2 separate regions of the Homo sapiens genome follow, and region 1 is linked to region 2. Evidence: chromatin loops called from intact Hi-C (ENCODE). Cell type or tissue: heart left ventricle. All regions are shown on one strand. Each heading gives the region's core, and the rest is flanking DNA. Links, peaks and the distances in the headings are about the cores only. Region 1 holds the start of LOC107984734 (a long non-coding RNA gene). Region 2 has its middle 140 kb from the start of LINC02205.

Region 1 (11,783 bases), core at 1,489-9,488, 240 kb before region 2:
CAAGGCTGTGGGGAGGTGCATGGGGCAGGCTAAAGCATGACAGTTGTGAGAAGGGAAGGAGCGGTAGACACCCTTCTCGGGGGACCTGCAGTGTAGCGCTCTCTCCGTCTGCTCCAGTTAAGAATGATGTCTTCTTCCTGCATCCCTCCTCCCAGGAACAGATGATTTTCATTTTCTGCCTTGATAGCTTCAAATCGCTGCCTGTCTCTGGGAGGACTCAGGCACTTATCCTTCCTCTTCAGCAATGGGAGGATCTCCCTGGACCTCTAAACTTGGCTTTCTGTTTTCAGCAAAGTCCTTGGAAGTTGCAACCTCCGCAAGGCTCCTCTGCCTTTCCAAGCCCTCTCCTTCTCTAGCACCATTTTTCTTTTCCTCCCTGAGGGCCTTCACACTGCCCTCAGATTCCTCTTCCCTCCCATTTACAAACCTTGCTTCCAGGCGCAGACCTGCAGCTGGTCATTTACAGCTTAGTGAGAATTAGTGGTGAGGCAGCCAGAAGCAACAGCTTCCTTTCACCTCTCATCTTTCAGGGCTCAGCTTAAACCTCCTTAAAGAAGTCTTCTTGGAACAATTTCATCTTTACTTGGGATCATAGAACCTTGTTAATTTCTTTCACAGCCCTGACCACAAGTTGTGATATGTATTCATTTATCTTTCTCTAGCTTGTCTATTTACTGGAACGTTGGCTTTAGAAGGCCAGGGAACATGTTTGTCTTCCCCACTCTTACATCCTTGGGGCCTGGCCAATTGCTGTTGAAGGGGCGTTTCTTGGCTACACAAATGATTGCTCATCCATGTGCAAATCTGTGCTCTGCCCTGCCCAGTTGGGTCACCGGAGACAGCTGCCTTGCTCTGTGTCTCGGCATTCTCATCTGCAGCTGGGTATAACGGTACCCGCCTCTCTGGATTTCAAGCCTGTTGTAAGGATCAAATGTGATGCCAGGTGGGAGATGTGGACCCCAGCCATGTGTGTTGGGGTGCTGGGGCTTATTAGTCCCAATGGCTGTGCAAATGGCATCTGCCCTCCCTGTCTCCCTGCTGTACGCCGTGAAGGGGTTCCAGGAACTCCAGGTGGCAGCAAAGAGGTGAAGAGAATAATAATTGATGAATGAAAATAATGATAACCAAGTACATAATAATAATAAAAGTAATAATAACTGACTTTATTAGATACTGTATCAGATGCTGTTCTCAGCTTGTACAGGAATTAACTCATTTAACTTTAGAACAGCCTGGTGAGGTAGGTCCTCTCATGGTTTCTATTTTATAGGTGAAAAAACTGAGGCCAGAGAGATTAAGTAACTCATCCAAGAAGTGGAGGTGGGATCAAGTTTTACTTTTTGATGGGACTTTCCCTCAAATCCCTTCAATCTAATAACTTTCCTCACTTAGTTTCATGACTGTTTATTGGATTGCTAAAACCAAGAGTTTATGTCTGAGTGTGACTTTGCCCCTTTGGCAGGCCCTGGAGGCCCAGCAGTGAGTGGGACTGATCCCTGCCCCCAGGGAACCCATTAATGGGGTGCGTGCGTGTGTGTGTGTGTGTGTGTGTGTGTGTGTGTGTGTGTGTTATTCTCTGCTGCCCAGCCAGTCAGGAAACTCCCTGAGGACACAGGGAGGACTGTTCCTTCTCTGCTGTGTTACTCTAGGACAGAATGAACACTTAGAGTCCTAGAACTCCAGACTATCAGCACCAGAGTCAGCTGCTCATCAGCAAAGTTACTGATCCCTTGCTTGGTACTGGGCTTGGTACTTCATGCCAGGAACACAGTGGGAGCGAAGCCAAGCCCCCATCCTCAAGGGACATCCATATTTGGGGGTGGGGCTGGAACTCCGTGGGTCAATTCTTGGGTCAACAGAGTCCAGAGAGGGCAGGAGCCCTCCAGGGTCAGGAATCAGGTCAGTGACAGTGTGGGGACTAGAACCCAGGGCTCCTCCTTCCTAGAACTGCCCCTTCCAACTTTACCACCTGCCTCTGGATCCTGTGGGAAGCTGGCTCTCCTTCCTCCAGGATGCAGGTTGTTGCCTGGAGCAGCGGCTGACCCAGACCCCACACTTTTAGCCCAGGGCCTATTGGGGCCTGCATGGGAAAGGTGAGAATGAACTCACCACCCTCCCCTCTACCTGGCCCTTAGCTGCCTCCCTTTATCACCTTGTTAAGGACTTTTTCCTCTCCATTTGGAACCTGGAATTTCATTATTTCATATGTGAAGCTTAGGGATAATAGGCTGCCACTTGAAGGCTGCTTTTCACCTTCCAAGCCCTCTGCAGACTGTTAATTAGTCCTCTCTGGCATGCTCCAGTAAGTGTTCTTGGTCCAGGAAAGGGGAACCCAAGGGAGGCCGAGGGACTTGCCTCAGGGATGTGGGGCTGGCAAAAGCCTGAGGAGGAAAAAGAGGAGCCCTGCATTCTGGAAACTTCTCCTAACGGACACCTAGCTCACCTAGCTCCCAGGCTCCTTTCCTGTTAGGACGGCTGAATAACTGAGGGCAGGAGCAGATGGGAGCCCTCCTGTGGGAATATGGCTCAAAGAACTTCACAATTGGACCCTAAGTTGGAATCCCATCCCCTGCTAATTGCACGACCTTGGATGATAATTAACCTCTAAGCCTCCGTTTTCTTTTCTGTGGAATGGAGGTAATAACAAAGTGCTCCTTGATGTTGAGGATTGAGCTAGGTAAGTATCTGGCACAGAGTGGTGCTCACTAGGAGTGAATGGATGAATGAATGAATGAGTGTGGCTAGTGGTGGGTTGGAGTGGGGGAGGATTAGAAGTATGGAGAGGCAAGATGGGGACGGAGAGGAAAATAGGGACTCTCCTTCTTCCTTTGCCCCTCCTTATCCTTAGCCCCAAGGCCAGGGGTTTTGCCCACAAAGCAACCACTATCCATGATGTTGCATGGCTGGTCAACGAGGGATGGATGTCTGTCTTTGCAAGCCTTTGACATCCCCTGAAAATGGTGATATTGTCTATTTTTAACAGTGGAGAACCCCATCGATGAGTTGCCAGGTGAGAATATGTCCATCTGCTCAGCCTCCCCAGCTGGACCACTGTGAGGGTCAAAACTAGACAGTGGATGCCACAGCCCTGGCTTCAGGGTCTCTCAGACCTGGAAACAAATCTCTGCTGCTCCACTCACTTGGACAAACACTCAAGCTAAAGCAGGGAGATCCTCCCTGCCTCTCAGGATGATCGAGTTTGGTTCTGTGATGAGCTGTATATGCACACCAAGCAGCTCACTGTTGAGCTCAGTGGTAGCCAAAGCCAACAATGTAGGTGCCTGGGACACCAAGCACGAGTTGCACCCTTGGGTCCATGGCCACATGGAATGGGAGGGAGGTTGCCTCCAGCCAACTGGTCACCTACCCAGTCCTCTCCATAGACTGGCATGGGAGTTAAAAAGGAGGGCTGAGAAATGTGTTCAATGTTTAAAAGTCATTCCTAGCCAGGTGTGGTGGCTCACACCTGTAGTCCCAGCAATTTGGGAGGCCGAGACGGGAGGATCACTTGAAGTCAGGAATTCGAGACTAGCCTGGAGTTTGAGACCAGCCTGGCCAACATGGTGAAACTCTGTCTCTACAAAAAAAAAAAAAAAAAAAAAAAAGAAACCCACAAAAATTAGCTGGGTGTCATGGCACACACCTATAATCCCAGCTACCAGCTGCTTGGGAGGCTGAGGCATGAGAATCTCTTGAACTCGGAAGGCAGAGGTTGCAGTGAGCCGAGATTGCACTACTGTACTTCAGTCTGGGTGACAGAGTGAGACTCCATCTCAAAATCAATAAAATAATAAATAAATAATAAATGTCATTTTTTACATTTTGGTACCCTCTAAATTTCAGTACCAGGGACCCCTTTGCCCCCCATCCTACTTGGGACTCCTGTGCAAGTTATTTAATGACAGTTTCATCCTTCATGTTGTCTCTTCAAACCCGTCAAAAGCAGGGACTGAGTTTGGGGTGTGTCTGGGTCCCCAGTGGCTGGCACACCATAGGTGCACAATTAATACTTGCTGTTGGTGGTGACAATGTAAGGGATGGGGGTTTAGAACGTGGGAGGGATCAGAAGGACCTCATCTCATGAGGAATCAGAAATACTGATCCTGCCTCCTGTCTGTGCCCAGAAGGTAGAAATATTGAGAGAGAGAGAGAGAGAGGATGGGAAAAGCACCCATGAGAGAAGTGAGTACCACCTGGCTGGTGCTTCCACCATCTGCCCAGCCCTCTTGACTGGGACAGGGGGTGCATAAGGGCTAACCAGATATGAACAGATCCCTGAGGCAGGGTGTATTTGCTGAAGGGTGGGAGGAGCTAGCTGGTTAAGGGATGGCATGGGGAGAGGGTGCTAGGGGAGCATTCTAGGGTAGAGCCCCAGGGTGGGCAAACTCCAGAGGGGCACAAGGTAACCTCTGCCTGGGGAGATTCCTCCTTCCCTCAGCAGCCAGCATCTCTTGGGGCACTGCAGAGAGCAGGAGCCCCCAAGCCCAAGAGACTTGGGGCATCTCAACCCCGCTTCTCACAACAAGTGTGATTTGGGCAAATTATCTAACGAGATATGGCTGGAAAAGGCTTGTCCCTCCCATGTGCAAAATCCCCACTGTCTCCCCAGTGCCTGTGCCAGGCATCTGTGGTCTGGCAGCTGTGAGGATGGTTTCATGTGTAATCTATAGGTTCTTTCCACGCCTTTCTGAAGCTTGGTGAATGCCTGCTACCTTCTTCTGTGATGTGACTCCACGGTCAACCAGAAATGACACTTCACATTCACTCATGTGCTCACTTGCTCACTACTCAAACTTTATTGAGTTTTTCTATATCCCACAGTGCTGGCCACTGGAGGTTGGATGCGAGTCCCCACCTGCCGGGTGTTTACAGCCCCCTGAGGGAGACAGACAAGCAAATGAACCATGACCACACAGAGTGATCAGAGCTCAGCAATGAGACTGTATCCGTGGGTCAGCAACACTGCCTGGAGGAAGCATTAAGGTTTGAGCCCAGAGAGAAGAGAAGATACTGAGGTTGGGAAGAGAAGCTTCCATGTGGAGAGGGGCACATATGCAGGTCTGGAGAATCACAAGTACTTCAGCAAGGCCTAGCAGAGAGCTGAGGGGCTAGGTGGTCAACGGCCTCACATGCTGGGCTTTATTCTGAGGGTAACGGGGAGCCATGGAAGAGTCTGGAGCTCCAGAGTGAAATGTTCAGAAAGTGTTCTTTTTCTTTTTGGCTAGAATAATAATAACTGAGCCAACACTGGTTATTCTGTGGGAAAACACACAGATCATTGCTTAATAGAAGTGGTCTATTCGGAAGAAAAAGCCTGCTGAAAGGTGGGATCCAGAGAAAGAACCAAACAAAAGGCCAAGCAAAAGGTGGTGATGACATTGGTGACCTCAGGCCCATACCATATCTCTTCACCCCACCACCCCAGCTTTGCCCCCGTTATTTCAGACAGACCTTCCTTCCTGTTGGGACACGTGTGTGTGTGGCTGTGCCTGTGACTTGGCTCTGTGGTCACCTGCCTGTGTGTGCCACTGCCCCTGCCTCCCTGCTCTCCACCACTCCATCTCTCCAGAGCCCGGTTCTGCCACCTCCTCCAGCAAGCCTGCCCTGGGCCCCCCTGGTTCCTGAGAATATTTTGCTATATCCACTTGGAAGAACTTTAGTAGGGTTTCTAAGGCAATGTGAATGCTGCGGTTGGGCTGTGAGGTAGAATAATCAGTGCTCAGACCTTAACCTGCATAACCAAACAGTAAGCAATTTGAGGGCAGGGGCTATGCCTCATTCCTTTCGGGAGACCTCAGTCATCCAGCTCTGTGCCTGAGAAGCAGCAGGTCCCATATTAAAATGTCTGTTCAGTGGATTCATGTTTCATTGTGTGCATCCTAAACTTGTCCAGGACTACTGTGAGCCTCCTCTTTGGAATAAGTGTAGGACCCCCCTAAATTTCTGCAGGGTCATTCTCTTCAGTGCCTGGTGGCCCAGTCTCCTTTCTGAGCCTTCTGGACTTGCCAGGTACAATTTACTGTCCCTTTTGCTGGGCTCCCATAGATTTTGGTGCCTATCTCTATTGTGTTTCTTATTCTATTGGGTCAAAGGCATTTTGTAAAAAGCGTCCACTCTCTCCACCTCCCCACCCCCACACCCAGCCCAGTGTCTAATTTGCAGTAGGAGATCAATAAGTGTTTGTTGAATGAAAAAAAATGTACTAGCAAGAGTACAGGACCACTCCTTAGGCATATTAAATGGGAACACAATTACCAATTGAATTCGTTTCCTTCAAAAGAGCCATGTATCCTGGAAGATCCATTCCAGACGTCCAGATGGCAAGACTGGGGAGAGCTGGGAGTTATTCCTATTGAAACCGTTTCCTCCAGAAGGTCTAGAGTTCAAAAGGGAGGCATTTGCCACAAACAATTGGGCCAGTGTGAGACGATGTGGGTGGCACGTTGCCAAGGTCTTGGTGGGACTTTGAGCAGTTACCAATGCAAATAGGAGAGAAGACTTATCCCCAGGGGCAACTGTGGTCACCCAGAAATGGAGCCTTTGGCAACAAGGAGAAAAAACCAGGTCAGCCACTGCACGGGGATTTTCCTAGGGCTGTGGAGTGGCCTCTGGACTTGGAGTCAGGAGGCCTAGCTTCTCAGCTGGGATCTGGGTTTTAGATCAAGGGTTAAGATGATCTAATGCCAACCTTATTTTCCAGAGGCATTTTTCTGAGCCAAGAATTAAATGCAGGGCACATCAAAGGAATTTTCCTGATTTGTGAATTGTTTCTGCCAACTCAAGCTTCAGAATAAAGACCACTTTTCTCATTCTTTGAGATTTATCTATTGAATGCTGGACTATTCTGAAAAACTCTATGCCAGTGAAGCTCATCTCCCAGAGCTGTCCCTGTGCATCCTACTGTCTGACCTCACTGCCTTTGCTCACGCCCTTCCTCCTTTCAGAGAGTCATCTCCTGATATTGCAGCGTCATCCAGACTTTGTTCAATGTTAACTTTTCTTTGAAAGCTTTCTCTGATCACCACAATTTATAGTGATCCAGAGAGAGAGAGAGAGCCAATAAGCATGTAGAAGATATGGAGCACCTATTACTATGTAGTATTGGCTCAGCACTTACCATGTGCCAGGCATCGTGCTAAGCTCTCTACAAGTGTGATCACACTCAGCTCTCACAACAACCCTTAGAAGATCATTCTTAGACAATTTTAAAAATCCCCATTTGTGGGCTGGGTGTGGTGATTCACACCTGTAATCCCAGCACTTTGAGAGACACAAGTGGGAGGATCACTTGAGCCCAGGAGTTTGAGAACAGCCTGGGCAACATAAAGAGACCCCATCTCTCCTAAAAAATAAAAAAAAATTAGCTGGGCATGGTGATGTGTGTCTGCAGTCCCAGCTGCTCTGGAGGCTGAGGCAGGAGGATTGCTTGAGTCCAAGAGACAGAGGCTGCAGTGAGCTGTGATCATACCACTGCACTCTGCCCTGAGTGACAGAGTGAGATCCTGTCTCAAAAAAAAAAATCCCCATTTATGGTGGTCATTAGTGCTGTCATCCTATACTTCTGATTCTCTTTCTTCTGAGTACAACGTAGAATTTCACTTCCTGACCCCTTTGTGGTTGGTGAGGTGGAGCCATGTGAATAGTTCTGGCCAATGCCTTGTGAAATGAAGTAACACATCGTTCCAGATTGGATAATGTTTCATGTTCCTTCCAGAATGGTGACAGGCCAGCAATGTTTGCCATAATGGCTACATCAGCCTTCTTTTTGCTAAGTGAGTAGGATGAGCAGAAACTCCTACTAACCCATGATGAACATGTAGCATGAGCAAGAAATACATTTTGATTGTTTTATGCCACTGAGTTTTTTGGACTTGCTTGTTACTGCTGCATAATCCAGTCTATGCTGACCGATACACAATTTTACAGATAGAGAAATCAAGCTTGCATGGGGAGGCATGGATGACCTTGGCGAAGAGGTAGCTTGAGCCCTTATTGTGCCTTATTGTGTCCAGTGCCCTGACTGGCTGGCTGGCTGTGAAAGGCCTTGAGAGCCTGAAATGACAGGACTTGATGCTGTTATCCCTAAAGCACAAGGGAGAGTTTAAACAGGGGGCAACACAGCCATCCTTGGGCTTTCAGAAGGATCGCTCTGGCAGCTGCTTCTGGCTGAGAGGTCACTCTGTATCTGTCCACCTGGAAAGATCAGCCCTGAACCCAGTTGAAAGCCAAACTCCCAGCATACACAGAGACCCTCAGGGCAGGTCTGCCATGTGCTTACAATTCCCCAGCACCCAGATCGGCCCATCCGAGCCTCCACACAATGGGCAAGGCTGGTTGGAAGAGGGAGCTCCCAGGAGGGCTTCTCCCCATCAAGGCAGGCGTACTGGCTCCGTTGTCCTTTTAAATGACCATAAAACAGCACGGAAATGAATGCCAACTAACAAGGTTAAAGGATCCTTAAAAAACAAATGATGCCATTTTTTCCCCCAACTCGCTGCTGAGTAAAAATTTGTCACTTCAGTAAGCATTTTATTGGTAATTACAGAGTTACTTTATTTGCATATTACAGAGCTGCTAGTGGCCCTAGTGAAAATGCTTAATGTCGCTGAGCATCTTGGAAGGAATTACTCAACCCAGGGAGGGAGAATTCAGTAATTATTTCCTTAAAACTAGAATTTGCTAATAACTTTGCAGTAGATCACTTTGTGCTCCCCAATACAGCAATTAAATAATAGCAATTAAGTGCCAAAGTAACTCAGGCATAGGGCCTATCCCCAAATAGGACCTCTGCTTTATTTCCTTTGAAAGAGGAATAAAGCTACAGTTGGCCCTTTTGACTCCTGAACCACCAGGGAACACCGATTCCTCTTAGAGCCAGTTAGAGAAGGCTGGTGCTAAATGTCATCTCCTCATCTTCAGAGCAGGATCTGGAAACCCAGAGAGACGCCTAGGGTCCATCCTGCAGCGAGGAAAGGCCGGCTCTCCAGAGCAGGATCTGGAAACCCAGAGAGAGGCCTAGGGTCCATCCTGCAGCGAGGAAAGGCCGGCTCTCCAGAGCAGGATCTGGAAACCCAGAGAGACGCCTAGGGTCCATCCTGCAGCGAGGAAAGGCCGGCTCTCCAGAGCAGGATCTGGAAACCCAGAGAGACGCCTAGGGTCCATCCTGCAGCGAGGAAAGGCCGGCTCTCCAGAGCAGGATCTGGAAACCCAGAGAGACGCCTAGGGTCCATCCTGCAGCGAGGAAAGGCCGGCTCTTCAGAGCAGGATCTGGAAACCCAGAGAGAGGCCTAGGGTCCATCCTGCAGCGAGGAAAGGCCGGCTCTCCACTCTAGCAGCTGGGATGGCAGGCACAGAGGTCAGGTAAGAGGATTCTGGCATCAAGCTGGCTGGGCTTGTTGGCTGGGTCCGGCTTATCATCCAGGTGTCTTGGACAGGTTACTCAACCTCTCTAGGTCTCAGTTTTCTCATCAGTAAAGTGGGGGGTCAGCATGTGATCGACTGCACCTGGTGGCTGTGATGATTAAATAACATGACACATGGAAGTTAGAACTTTGAACATAGGAAATGCTCAGTAAGTGTGAGTTGCAGTGTCTGACCCAGAACCCACCACCGCGCTGACAAGGAAAGCCCAGGTCCCTGCCAACTAGGAGAAGGGAAGACATTTGCATGTTGCATGTAACTCCTCTGCCTGCACTGGGGAGGTGTGACAGTAGGAGGGAAGGAGTGGCACTTACCACTTGGGGTTTGATCTGCCCAGGATCAAATCCTGGCTCCACATGCACACACCCAGAGGTAGTGTGACATTGGGCCACTCATACGCTCTCTGAGAGCACCAGTTTCTCACCTGTAAGACAAGAAGTGTGATACCCATCTGAGTGCCAGGGTCGCCAGGTGACCTCTATTTAAGCACATGCTTTAGTTGCTTAGCTTCCTGCCAGGCAGATTTATAAATATATACATATATATGTATATTACAAATATATATATCAGGTGTACAAAGGCCTGTCCTTAAAAAGGATCATTACAATTTCAGACTTGTTCTGTCTTAATTTCTGATTGATACTTAATCAGCAATGGCTTGGAACACTGGCTTTTTGTCTCTCCCTCTGTTAAGTATTTAACAATCTGAAAAACAAACATCGGAGAAGATGGAACCTACAGGGGCCCCTGATCCTTCTGCAGTCCTTGATCCTTCTGTGATAGGGCTGAGTCCACTCTCTATTTTATCTTTCTGCAAGATCTGCTCCAGTGTGGTATTCTATTTAATAATGTAAAATGCTATTTCATGGAGGAGAGAGTACGGAAAGGTATCTTTTAAAAGATTTGCTTTCCCACCTCCATGGCCGGCCTGACCCCTGCCTCCAGGTAGGTTTGTGAGGAATATGCAGTGGCCCTCTGAGAAGGAATATCCAATGAGATAGAAGAGGTCCAGCCCTCAGTACAGGACTTGGCATCGAGCTCCGTAATGGCTAGTCCCCATGTGCAGCTTGGCCTTGCCTGGTATTATACCTAGGAAGTTTTTCTCTGTAGCTTAAGGCATTGGTCCAGAGTCATATTTCTTCCCAGCCTCGATGCTGATCTCACTGTTATTGATCATTTACATTTTGGCATGGCCTTTTCTGGGACCATGCTTCAGAGACGTCTTGTGTCTCAGGGCCAGGAGAGGGGAAGAAGTGCATCAGGTTCTAGCATTAGCGGATGTAAACAGAGAGAGAATGCTACCTTTGACGCCCCTCCTAGGAACTTTGGCCCCTATTAGTTGCTGAGGGTGGAGTGGCCTGGGGTCTTGGGGGCACTGCCCTGTGTGTTAGCAGTGGTAATTTTAAAGGTGGCCCTCTCTGACTAGTGTCCAGCCGATGGGGATTAGGCTGGCCTTTGCTTTTTGCCAACTTTAGAGGCCTCTGCAGGCAGCAGGCTGGACAGCTCTGGAACTGGGCTGTTTCTGCTTTATGGATACTCCTCTCTTTGGTGAAATTCAGCCTTCCATGGCTATACAAAAGATGAATTCCACATCCACGTAGTGGCTCTGCCAGCTTCCAAAGTAAGCTCTTCGGGTCAGACTCTCACCAGACCAAATGATGCCTGGTCCCTGGGCCTCCCCCTGTGACTTGGCTTTTGGGGTATAGCTTGATCACTGGCTCCTGGACCCATCCTGGTTTATTAATGCCTCCCCTAAACATAGCACCAATCTTCATTTCGCCTGTGCTAGCACTTCAAATGTATTGGTGTGGAAGCCAGCTGGAACTGACCAGATGAGCTCATCTACCATTGCCCAGCCAGGAGTTTGAAAGGAGAGAGGATTGCTGATTAAAGCGGAACGTGTGTGGGAGGTAGGGAGGAGGAGAGGCTTGGGAAGGACTAGGCAGGGTTCATCAGGGACTCCAAGGAGGCTGGCTCTCTGCTACAACCAGAGCATCCAGCGCATCCCAGAGGATCTTGCAGGTGCTTAGAGCAGGGGCTCTTGGGAAATGCAAAAAAGGCCTGGACAATAAGTATAAACCACATAGAAACGGCTTTGGGAGTGCTGGGTGCAATAGCTCTGTGATCCCAATACTCTGGGAGGCCAAGGCTGGAGGATTGCTTGAAGCCAGGAGTTTGAGACCAGCCTGGGCCATGGAGTGAGACCCCATCTCAATCAACCAATCAATCAATCAATCAGGTGTGGTGGTGCACACCTGTAGTCCCAGCTGCTTGGGAGGCTGAGGCAAAAGGATCACTTGAGCCCAGGAGGTTGAAGTTGCAGTGAGCTGTGATTGTGTCACTGCACTCCAGCCTGGGCAACG
Region 2 (11,783 bases), core at 2,484-10,483:
CCTCCCTGCCCTACCTGGCCATCTGCCCTGCTGCACTCAGGCCCAGGCCTCTGGGCTCACTAGAGGACCTGCTGTGTGGGTCCTGACATTGCTGCCAGTGGCTCTGAGACTCTCCTGCCTGAGACTGCCACGTGTCAGCTCTACCGTAGCTTTTGCCTGCAGTTTGTGGAGTGAGAGGTTGTGTCATTTGAACAACAGCAGGTCATGGGGAAAATGCCCAGGCATGGCAAGAATCAGGGGCGCCCTCCAGTAGGGCACAAGGAGCACACCTGTGCAGTTGTTTACATATAAGAGCCCCTGCCAAGGGGCTCAGGGGGTTGCTCACCAAACAGGCATCCTGGAGTAGGCTGCATCCACCCGGGAGAGGGACCCGCTTTCTAATTGTGCAAAGGTGCCTGATGATTTGGCAGAACCCTGGATTCCAATAAGTGCTGTGCTAAATCTGGAGAAAGCCCAGCCTGCCCCTCCTGGACACCACCACGCAGCACTTTACAAAACATCTATGTATTCTAGTCCGCACCCTGGGTGAATCTAGCCTGCAGAGTGGTTTGTTTTTTTTCTGTTGTCATTGTTGTTTGTTTGTTTGTTTGTTTGTTTTTCCTATTCAGGTTCCATTTCTTTCATTCAGTTGAAGTGCCTTGAGAAGGGGATGCACCTTCTTGTAGGTCGCAGCCGCCTCCTCTCCCTCCTGTCCCAGCCACCATCCCTGCAGGCCCTGGCCTCTGACTCATCTCCTAGAGCAACCGGATGGCCTCGGATAGGCCCACTGGTCTTTGGAAAAGTCATGAGGGACACAAGCAGATGTCCAGCTCAGCTTTGTGGTCCTGGCCTGGGCAACCCCCTGCTCCCTCAGAAGAGGCCTCTGGGGAGGAGGGGTCTACAGGGAACAGAGGAGGGGGTGGGAAAGTGGGGTGGATGCAGGAGAAGCCAGGGAGGTTTGACTGGCTCAAGAGGTAATGGCGCTGTCTGGAGGCCAGGACGCTGAGATCTCTGGGATCTTTGACCCTCGGAGACTCTGCTCCCCAGTTTGTTCTCCCTGTTCCCCTCTGGCCATTTCCCTGGAGATGTTAGCAATCCAAGCCCTCAAAACACAAAGGCTTGTGTGTTTGCCTTCCCAGATCTGGACTGTATTCTGTGTTGTGGGGGAGGGGATGGCTTTAGTTCAGCGCGAAAGCTCATTATAACCCCAGAAAGAAAGCAGGGGTCAGTGTGGGGGCCATCAGGGACTGAGGGGAGGCACTGGGGGATGTGTGCAGGGGGTCCCCATGCCACCCAACCCTGGGCTGAGTGGGCCCCTGCAGACCCTGGGGACGCAGACTGTCCCACCCCAGACCTGTGCTCACACCACCCCTCGGACACCACTGGGCAGACGGGCGTTCTATGGGCCCCCGCTCTGTTGATCCAGGCCAGGCTGATGTGCAGATGGGTGATGGCAGTGATACCATGCCTTGTCCCCTCCCAGATCGCCTGCTCTGCCTGGTGGGGGACATAAAGCCTTACCCAGGCATAAAGATTCCTAGTGTTTGCCAGATGCTTCTCACTGTTACCTGGATGCATTTGTTTTCATTTTAGTTATACTTTTATTTTTAGTGTGCATGAGAAAAATAAAATGAATACATCAAACAGTGGTTAAATGGATTTATGGCCTAGGATGGAACTAAGTTAAATGTTAGTTGATTTAAGGAAATACATTAAGTAAATAATAGTACAGGTGGTAGACAGATAAAGTTAAAAAATGTGTTGGAACGCAAAAGGCTGAAGTTTGGTGAACTCTTTGTTGTCCCAGGCAAGGGTGAGGCTCCCCAACTGCACTGTGCCTTGTCCCATCTTATCCTGCCCTGCCCAGTCCCTAACACAGGCTCAGCCCAGGAGACACTGAAGGAGACTGGCTTTCACAAACACAGAGGACACCACAAGCCCCAAACTTGCTCTGGGGCAGAGCAGCTGCTGGGGGTGGGGAGCAGTTTATGTGGCTTTTGTCCACATCTTTTCTCCAGCAGCCTTCGATCCACCCTTTCAAGGGGTGCATTTAAGAAAGCTGGATTCCTAGGGAGGCACCACAGTCTTGCTCCCCCCAAAACAGAACTGGAGACAACAGAGCTGCAAATAAAAAGAGGCTTTGGAAACACACTCACTCTGAACAACCCACTCCTTAGGAGCCAGAAGGTCCAGACAGTGGCTGGGAGACCTCCACGCAGCCCCTTCACCTCTCCTCCTCCATCCAACACGATCACATCGCCCATTTTGTGCTGAGTGGGGAATGAGAGGATGCATGAAATGCTTTGGGAAGTCCAGGGTGCATGGCAAGGGTTCCGATTTCTCCACTCCCTGCCACTGCCTGCGGGTCACCCTTGCCCACTCTGCTCCACAACCCAGGGCTCCTGGGATTCGGTGGAGGGAAAAGCCCGTGAAGGGGACAAATGGATGAGGAAACAGCCCCTACAGCCCCTCTCAGCAAGATCAGCGCCGCAAAGGTAAACTGCCCACAATGCATTAGCTGGCTTTGTCAGGGAAATTGCTTTAGCCTAGCATCATTTTTTATGTGCCTGTTCAATAAAATAATTATTGATAGCCTCATCCATTTAAGTCACAATCAAAATAGCAGCCAGGATGGGGCAGCCCTATATTATATCACCAGACCGAGAACTATTTTCTATAAATTCACAAATACATTCACATTTAGGTGAAAAATTATGCCGTCTAGGATCAAATATATCAGAGGCTGGGAGCCGGGAGGGAGAGGGCCGGGGTCTGAGGGCTTCTTCATTATTCATTAGTGAAACACGCAGGAGCGGGAGGAGCAGCCCTGTGCCTGCCAGTGGGCATCATGGATGGTAGAGAAGAGATGCCAGTCCCCACTGGAGGCGAGCGATGCTGGCCCTATCTGAAAGCCAGGCAGGCAGAGAGCACCAGCTTTTCCAAGGAGGAAGAAATGAATACGTGTGAGTTAGGAGAGAAACCCATGATTCCCCAGGTGTTAAGAGCTGTGTGCCAATTATCCAGCAATTATCACCATCCAAGATGGTGGGGCAGCTGCAGAGAGAAAAGAGCAGTAGGGGTTGGGGGTGGGAAGGTGGAACCTGAGCCAGGGTAGAGTGAGAGCGAGTGGAAAAGAACAATGGCCAAGCATTGTTGTGTACCAGGCCCTGTGCTGGGCCACCAGTCGTCTCATCGATCCCTCCAATGGGCCACTGCTGAGGCGAGGGCCTGAGGCTCAGGGGGGGAATTCACTCCTCCAAATGTGCACAGCTTGTAAAGGGCAGAGCTCGGCTTTCTCATCTAATCTCTCAGAGGCCAAGTTGTGTTCTGGAAGGGCCTCATTCAATAATTTATTGGTAGGTGTGGACTGGAGTTGGAGGCGTTCAGAGTAGGGGCAGAATGGGGATTGCTTGTTTATTAAGGTTTCTTGTCTGCTTGTGTGTTTGGAGAAAAAATGTGCTTGGCCAAAGCACCAGCACTACTTTCTGAAAGTGAGAAGGTAAGGGAATTCGGGAGAAATCAAGAAAACAGCTAACTTCTGCATCATGGAGGTGGTGTGGGCCTGGCTGGGTGCAGGCTGTCCAGGGCCAGGCCTAACTTATCTGCAGGGCTTTCTTCAAAACCCCATCCACTTAAGGATAACCCCAGCAAAGGTCCCTTCCTGGTCTGCCTCTCCACCCCACCTCTATTTTTAATCGCTTTCCCTCCCACCCCCATGCCACCCCCACCTCCCACCCCAGGAAGCTCCTAGTGCTCATGTACCAGTGCAGATGGGTTCTCTCTGCCCGGAAGTCTGCATTTTAAATGATTTCTAATTATGACTTGAAAGGCTCTGACTCTGGAGATGGGATTTCAGGAGTTGGCAAAGTATTCTAAGGTCTGGAGATGTCTCCCCCTTGTTGCCCCTAAAATCATACCCTATAGAGCACTGTCTTCCCACTTCTGTTCAGGGCCAGTCCTGAGCCTGTGCCTTCAGTGACACACAAAGTTCAGGGGTTCTGGTGTTGGAGGCATAGATAGGAAGACTTTGGACAGGGAAACTCTTAAAGCTTGCTTCCTGGTACTTGACCCTCCTCTTGCCTCCTTTAATTAACAAGAGCCCATTTCATTACCTGTGATCTTACCTGGCAAGGCATTTTACTTGTAGGATTTATCTTGGAAAATCCTGGCCTCATGCACAAACAAACTCAGGTCTTAACCTGGCCCTGAATACCCATCTTTCCTGTTTGGAGAACTGTCAGCAGCCTCATCAAAATGATGGGGCCCCTTTGGAAAACAGCCTGGCCGTGCCACAGATGTTAAACACAGAGTTACCACAGGATGCAGCAATTCCTCCCCTGGGCATAGATACCCAAGAGAATGGAAAACATGGGCCCACACAAAGGGTTGGAGAAGAATGTGCAGAGCGCCATTATTCATGATAACCAAAAGTGGGAACAACTCAAATGTCCATCAACAAATGAGTGGATAAACAAAATGTGGGATAGCCATACAATGAAATAGCACTCAGTAAAAAAGAATGACGTGTTGATTCATGGCACAAAATGGATAAACGTCGAAAACAAAGCGAAAGAAGCCAGTCACTAATAGACCACATATTGGATGATCCCACTTCTGTATAATGTCCAAAATAAGCAAAGCCATACAGATAGAAAGTAGATTTACGGTTGCCTAGGGTTGAGGTGTATAGGGAAGAATTGTTAGAAGGAAATGAGGAGTGAGTGCTAATGGGTATGGGGTTTCTTTTGGGGGTGATAAAAAGGTCCCCAAATTGATGGTGGTGATGGTTCCATACTTCTGAACACACAGATTGTACTCTTTAAATGGGTCAATTGTATGACATGTAAATTATATCTCACTCTGTTAAAAGCAAATAAAGATTATGCCCATTACTTGGCTGCCAAGGCCTCTAAAACCTTGCTCCTCCTGATGGCAGCCCTTCCACCTGCCTTCCACTCATGCCCACAAACCTGATGCCTAGTTAGCACCCATCCTCCAATGACCCACCTTCTCAGCACGGCTCGCTGCTTCTGCCCACACCAGGGTTGGAGGGTGGTTCTCCACAAGCCTCTGCCCCCTGATATTCAGGGCCAGCAGCTTCTCTTCTTCAAGGCCTGTTGCTCACCCCAAAGGCAGCCACACTCCTCAGGATGTCCATCTTTTAGGAAAACCATGTTTAGGGACTTGTCCAGAGTCCCAGCCTTCTGCAGCAGAAGGCTGGCATTTGTGACTCTTTTTTTTTTGAGACAGAGTCTCGCTCTGTCGCCCAGACTGGAGTGCAGTGGCTCGATCTCGGCTCACTGCAAGCTTTGCCTCCCAGGTTCACGCCATTCTCCTGCCTCAGCCTCCCGAGTAGCTGGGACTATAGGCGCCCACCACCACGCCCGGCTAATTTTTTGTATTTTTAGTAGAGACGGGGTTTCACCATGTTAGCCAGGATGGTCTCGATCTCCTGACCTCACGATCTGCCCGCCTCGGCCTCCCAAAGTGCTGGGACTACAGGCGTGAGCCACCACGCCTGGCCATTTGTGACTCTTATCTACTGGATGAGTAGCCTTCCGTGGCAGGCACTGCCATGAACCACAGGCCAGAAAGAGAAGGAGACCTTCCCAGTACCACGTGGTTGGTCAGGGGATGAACCAGGGCTGGCCCTCCGTCCCTGGGCTTTCCATCGACGGTTCCCCTCTACCATCACTGGGCAAGGCCCCTAAAAGACAGCCTCGCCCACCCATTGGCTCCACGACAGGCAACTTTTTACAGATAACGACATGACAGCCCCTGCTGGAATTAAAGCAGGAAGGTTGGGGTGGGGAGGGCAGTTCCCCCACAGGCTTTCGTTGCTAGGCCCTCTGCGGTGTAATAACTCTCCACACACCTGTCCAGCCCAGCTGTTACAGAGCACTTTCCCACCATTAACTCGTGCCTCTGGGAGATGCGCAAATGCCAGCTCGATTTGGGTGGTGGAAGGTGGGTGGGGAACCATCTGAAGCTTAGGCCTGACAGATGCAGAAGGCTCCAGGCAGGGTGGAGGTAGCCTCTGGGGAGCCTATGGGTTCCCCATAAATGTCCCAAAGTTGGGCAGATGAATAAGGGTGGGGATGCCACTGGGCTCAAGCAGGTCAGTCTCTTTTAGGGTCAAGTATTGGCCACCAAGGTCACTTGGCCAGCTTTCCCCCAAGCTGATTTGATATCCCAGGCTCCAGGTCAGATTCCAGTTCCAGAGTCTCTGCCCTTCTGAGATGCCCACAGCAGGGAGCAGCCACATTGATCCAGGAGGGCCTGACCCCAGCTGCATTCTCCATCTATCATCCAGAGGGCACACCAGGTAAATACGCCCTCCCTGAAGCCAGGAGATCCTGAGGCCTCCCGGAACAGGATGTCCATACAGTGATTGAACAAATGCCTGTTTACACAGCATCCTCGCTGCAGACATTGCTGAAACAACCACATCAGGCTCCCTGCAGCCCCCCTGGATTGAGGTCTTTGACCCTCTGGGCTTGGCTAGAAGGGTGCAGTGAAGGTACAGTGTGGCTGTGTAGGGTATGTCTCAAATCACAAAGGCATGCTGGGGAGAGAGGTGGGAGTAAGGGGCTCCTCCTCCCAGGAAAGGCAAAGGGCCCAAGATGAGCCCCAGACATCCTCTGCTTGAGGATGGTCCTCTCCATCCCAACTAGGCCCAGAAGGCAGGTCCAGATTCAAAGACAGGTGTGGAAAGGAGGCGGGTCCACCTGCAGGGTCTATGGTCTTTAAGGGAAAGACCATAGATGGGTGGCCCATGATGGAGAGGGTGGACACAGCAGGGAGACCCAGGGCATAGCGCTCCCAGCCTGGAGAAGGAGGAGAGGAAGGGAATCTTCCCCCACCATGTGGCCATGTTGGGCTGCTGCACCTCCTGGCCCACCAGCTGGGCAAACGCTGGGGCTGGCCTACCACGCCGGGAGCCAGCCTTTTCCCGGTGTAGGGCACCTGTGTACAGAGTGGCTGGGGCCTGGATGCACATTAGGGACATCCCCTGCATTGGGGTGGGGCTCACTCCATCATAGGAACACGGGTGTGCATCCACACATGCTCACAAAAACACATTCATTCAAGAAATATTTATCAATTAAAAGCTTTCTAGAGACAAATGAGAATGAGAACACAATTTACCAAAACCTATGAGAGACAGCAAAAGCAGTCCTAAGATGGAAGCTTATAGCAATGAACGCCTATATCAAAAAAGTAGAAAGATCTCAAATAACAACCTTACCTCATTCCTCAAAAAACTAGAAAAACAAAGACAATCTAAGCCAAAAACAAGTAGAAGGAAAGAAATAATAAAGATCAGAGCAGAAATAAATAAAATAGAGATGAGGAAAATGATGCAAAACGTCAACAAAATAAAAAGCTGATTTTTTAAAAAGACAACAAATCTTTAGCTAGACTAAGAAAAAAAACTCAAAATAAATCAGAAATGAGAAAGGAGACATTACAACTAATACCACAGAAATACAAACTATGACTACCACAGTAGTTGCAACAGATTACCATGAACAACTATGCACCAACAAATTGAAAAACCTAAAGGAAATGGATAAATTCCTATACACATACAACCTACCATGAATGATTCATGAAGAAGCAGAAAACCTGAACAGACCAATAAATAATGAGTAATAAGATTGAAGCAGTAATAAAAAGCTCCCATCAAAGAAAAGCCAAGGGCCTGATGGCTTCACTGCTAAATTCTACTAAACATATAAAGAAGAGTTAACACCATTTTTTCTACTCAAACTATATGTATTAGTCTGTTCTCACACTGCAAATAAAGACATACCCGAGACTGGGTGATTTATAAAGAAAAAGAGGTTTAATGGACTCACAGTTCCATGTGGCTGTGGAGGCCTCACACTCATGGTAGAAGGAGAAAGGCGTATCTTACACTGTGGCAGGCAAGAAAGAACGAGAGCCAAGTGAAAGGGGAAACCCCTTATAAAATCATCAGCTCTTGTGAGACTTATTCACTATCACAAGAGCAGTAGGGGGAAACCACCCCCATAACTCAGTATCTCCCACTGGCTCCCTCCCACAACACCTGGGAATTATGGGAGCTACAATTCAAGATGAGATTTCGGTGGGACACAGCCAAACCATAGAAAGAAAGAAAAGAAAGAAAGAAAGAAAGAAAGAAAAGAAAGAAAGAAAGAAAGAAGGAAGGAAGGAAGGAAGGAAGGAAGGAAGGAAGGAAGGAAGGAAGGAAAGAAAGAAAGAAAGAGAAAGAAAGGAAGAAAGAAAGAAAGAAAGAAAGAAAGAAAGAAAGAAAGAAAGAAAGAAAGAAAGAGAAAGAAAAAATGAAGAGGAGGGAATACTTTCACATTTATTCTACAAGACCAGCATTACTCTGATACCAAAACCACACAAAGATATAACAACAACAAAAGAAAACTACAGGATAATATCCCTCATGAACACTCATGCAAAAATCCTCAACAAAATACTAGCAAATCAAATTTAATAACACATTGAAAAGATCAGTCACCATGATCAAGTAGGATTCATCCCAGTGACATAAAAATGGTTCAACATACACAAATCAGTAAATGTGATACATCACATTAACAGAATCAAGGACAAAAACCATATAATTATTTCAATAGATGCTGAAAAAGCATTCATTAAAATTCAAAATCCTTCATGATAGAAACTCTCAACAAACTAGGAATATATAATACCTCACCACAATAAAGGCCATATATGGCAAATCCACAGCTAACATTATACTGAATGGGGAAAAGTTGAAAGTTTTTCCTCTGAAGTCTGGAATAAAAAGGGATGCCCACTTTCACCACTTTTATTCAACATAGTACTGGAAGTTCTAGCCAGAGTAATTAGACAAGAGAAAGAAATAAAGGGCATCCAAATTGGAAAGGAGGAAGTCAAATTATCCCTGTTTATAGATGGCATGATTTTATATATAGAAAACTCTAAAGATTCCACACACAAAAATGTTAGAACTAATAAAGTAACTTAGTAAATTTAAGGATAAAAATATCAACATACAAAAATCAGTAGTATTTCTATACACTAATAGCTAGCTATCTGAAAAAGAAATCAAGAAAGGAAATACATTTACAATAGCTACAAAAAAATACCTAGGAATCAACTTGACCAAGGAGGTGAAAGATCTCTACAATGAAAATTCTAAAACACTGATGAAAGAAATTGAAGTGACAAGTAAATGGAAAGATATTCATGAATTAGAATAACTAATATTGTTAAAATGTCTATATTACTAAAACTAGTCAATGGATTCAATGCAATTCTTATCAAAATATCAATAACATTCTTCACCAAAGTAGAAAAAAACAAAGTTGTTTTTTTTTTAAGACAGAGTCTGACTCTGTCACCAGGATGGAGTTCAGTGGCGTGATCTCAGCTCACTGCAACCTCTGCCTCCTGGGTTCAAGCAATTCTCCTCCCTCAGCCTCCTGAGTAGCTGGGACTACAGCTGCATGCCACCAAGCCAAGCTAATTTTTGTATTTTTAGTAGAGATAGAGTTTCACCATGTTGGCCAGGATGGTCTCGATCTCTTAACCTCGTGATCTGCCCACCTCGGCCTCCCAAAGTGCTGGGATTACAGGTGTGAGCCACCGTGCCCAGCCAAAAAAACAATCTTAAAATTCATATGGAAAGGCAAAGACCCCAAATAGCCAAAGCAATCTTCAACAAAAAGGATAAAACTGGAGGCATCACACTACCTAACTTCAAAATATACTACAAAGCTATAGTAACCAAAACAGCATGATACTGGCATAAAAACAGACGCATAGACCAGTAGAACAGAATAGAGAACTCAGAAATAAATCCCTGCATTTTCAACCAACTGATTTTTGACAAAGACACTAAGAACACACGTTGGGGAAAGGATGGTCTCTTCAATGCATAATGCTGGGAAAACTAGATATCCACAGGCAGAAGAATGAAACTAGAGCCCTATCTCTCACCATATACAAAAATCAATTCTAAATTGATTAAAGACTTAAATGTAAGATTCAAAACTATGAAAATTCTAGAAGAAATATGGGAGAAATGCTTCATAAAATTGGGCTGGGCAAGGATTTTTTGAATAAGACCTAAAAGGCATAAAAGCAAAAATAGACAAATGAGATTACATCAAGCTAAAAAGCTTCAACAGCAAAGGAAACAATCAATAAACTGAGCAGGTAATCCACAGAATGGGAGAGATTATTGACAACTATGCAGCTGACAATGGGTTAATATTTAGCATATGTAAATAACTCAAACAACTCAATAGCAGAAAAACAAATAATCCAATTAAACATGGGCAAAGACCTTCTCAAAATAAGACATACAAATGGCCAACAGATATATGAAAAAAAGTTCAACATCACTAATCATCAGAGAAATGCAAATGGAAACCACAGTGCAATATTACCTCACCCCAGCTAGAATGGCTATAATCAAAAAGACAAAAAAAAATAACAAATGCTGGCAAGGATGCAGAGAAAAGGGAATTTTTATATTCTGTTTGTGGGAATGTAAATTAGTATAATCATTATAAAAAAAAACAGTATGGAGGCTCTTCAAAAAATTAAAAATAAAACTACAATATAATCCAGCAATCCCATTCCTGGGTATACATCCAAAGGAAATAAAAATCAGTATGTCTAAGAGATATCTGCACTCCCTTGTTTATTGTGGCATTATTCACAATAGCCAAGATATGGAATCAACCTAAGTGTCCATCTAATGATAAATAGATAAAGAAAATGTGGTATGTATACACAATAGAATACTATGCAGTCATAAAACAAAATGAAATCCTATCATTTGTGACAACACAGATGAACCTGGAGGACATTATGTTAAGTGAAAAAAGCCAAGCACAGAAAGACAAACCCTGCATGATCTCAATCATATGTGGAATCCAAAGAAGTTGATTTCATAGAAATACAGAGGAGAATGGTGGCCACCAGAGGCTGGGGAGTCTCTTCAATAAATGTTCTCTTCAATAAATGATGCTGGGAAAACTAAATATCCACAAGCAGAAGAATGAAACTAGAGGCCTCTCACTATATACAAAAATCAACTCTAAACGGATTAAAGACTCAAATGTAAGATTCAAAACTATGAAACTTCTCCCAGTGGAGAGACCGGGAGAGGTTGGTTAACAGGTTCACAGTTATAGTTAGACAGGACGAATAAGTTCTGGTGTTCTATTGCACCAAAGAGTGATCACAGCAAATAACAATGTAGTGTAGATTTCAAGATAGCTAGAAGATTTTGAATGTTATCACCATAAAAAAAGATAAATGTTTTAATTGATGGATATGATAATTACCACAACTTTTTCATATGTATGCATGCATTGAAACATCACATTGTCCTCCTAAAATACATATTATTATGTGTCAATTATAAATAAGAATTAAATATGATAAAAGAAATATTTATTAAGCACTTACTTTGCACCAGAGCTTCTTCCAAGTTTTGAGAATACAGCAATGAACAAAACCATCTCTGCCCTCATAGAACTCACATTATTGACAAAAGGGTGCCAATTAGAAAGGAGACCCTATTGCAGCCCACGGAGGGCGAGCCACAGCAGGGTGGGGTGTTGCCTCACCCGGGAAGCACAAAGGGTCAGGGATTTCCCTTTCCTAGCCAAGAGAAGCCATGACAGACTGTACCTGGAGGAATGGTACACTCCCGTCTACATACTGTGCTTTTCCCAAGGTCTTACCAATCGGCAGACCAGGAGATTCTCTCCCGTGCCTGGCTCGGGGGTCCCACGCCTATGGAG

The links. Peaks named below come from ENCODE experiments on the same cell type or tissue, not always from the same donor. Only the 100,000 strongest peaks of a DNase experiment are listed, where the experiment ranks them.
Region 1: a loop joins it to region 2, with 2.1 times the contacts of the local background. A loop is called at or near these places in 3 of 110 quality-filtered maps.

Annotation. Positions count from the first base shown.
Region 1 is chr15:70,121,048-70,132,830 of GRCh38, forward strand. LOC107984734 (a long non-coding RNA gene) reads right to left here and starts at 9,838. Exons shown (of 2, transcript XR_001751739.2): 1 at 9,735-9,838; 2 at 8,528-9,511. RefSeq lists enhancers at 4,558-4,737, 4,748-4,797. In heart left ventricle, for the core only: no CTCF peak of the experiment used is centred there; a DNase peak (open chromatin) is centred at 6,444; H3K27me3 peaks cover 831 bases.
Region 2 is chr15:70,356,289-70,368,071 of GRCh38, forward strand. No RefSeq gene overlaps it. Among named protein-coding and RNA genes, the nearest start is that of LINC02205, 140 kb to the right of the region's middle. RefSeq lists an enhancer at 5,722-6,221. In heart left ventricle, for the core only: a CTCF peak has its summit at 6,854; a DNase peak (open chromatin) is centred at 6,853; H3K27me3 peaks cover 572 bases.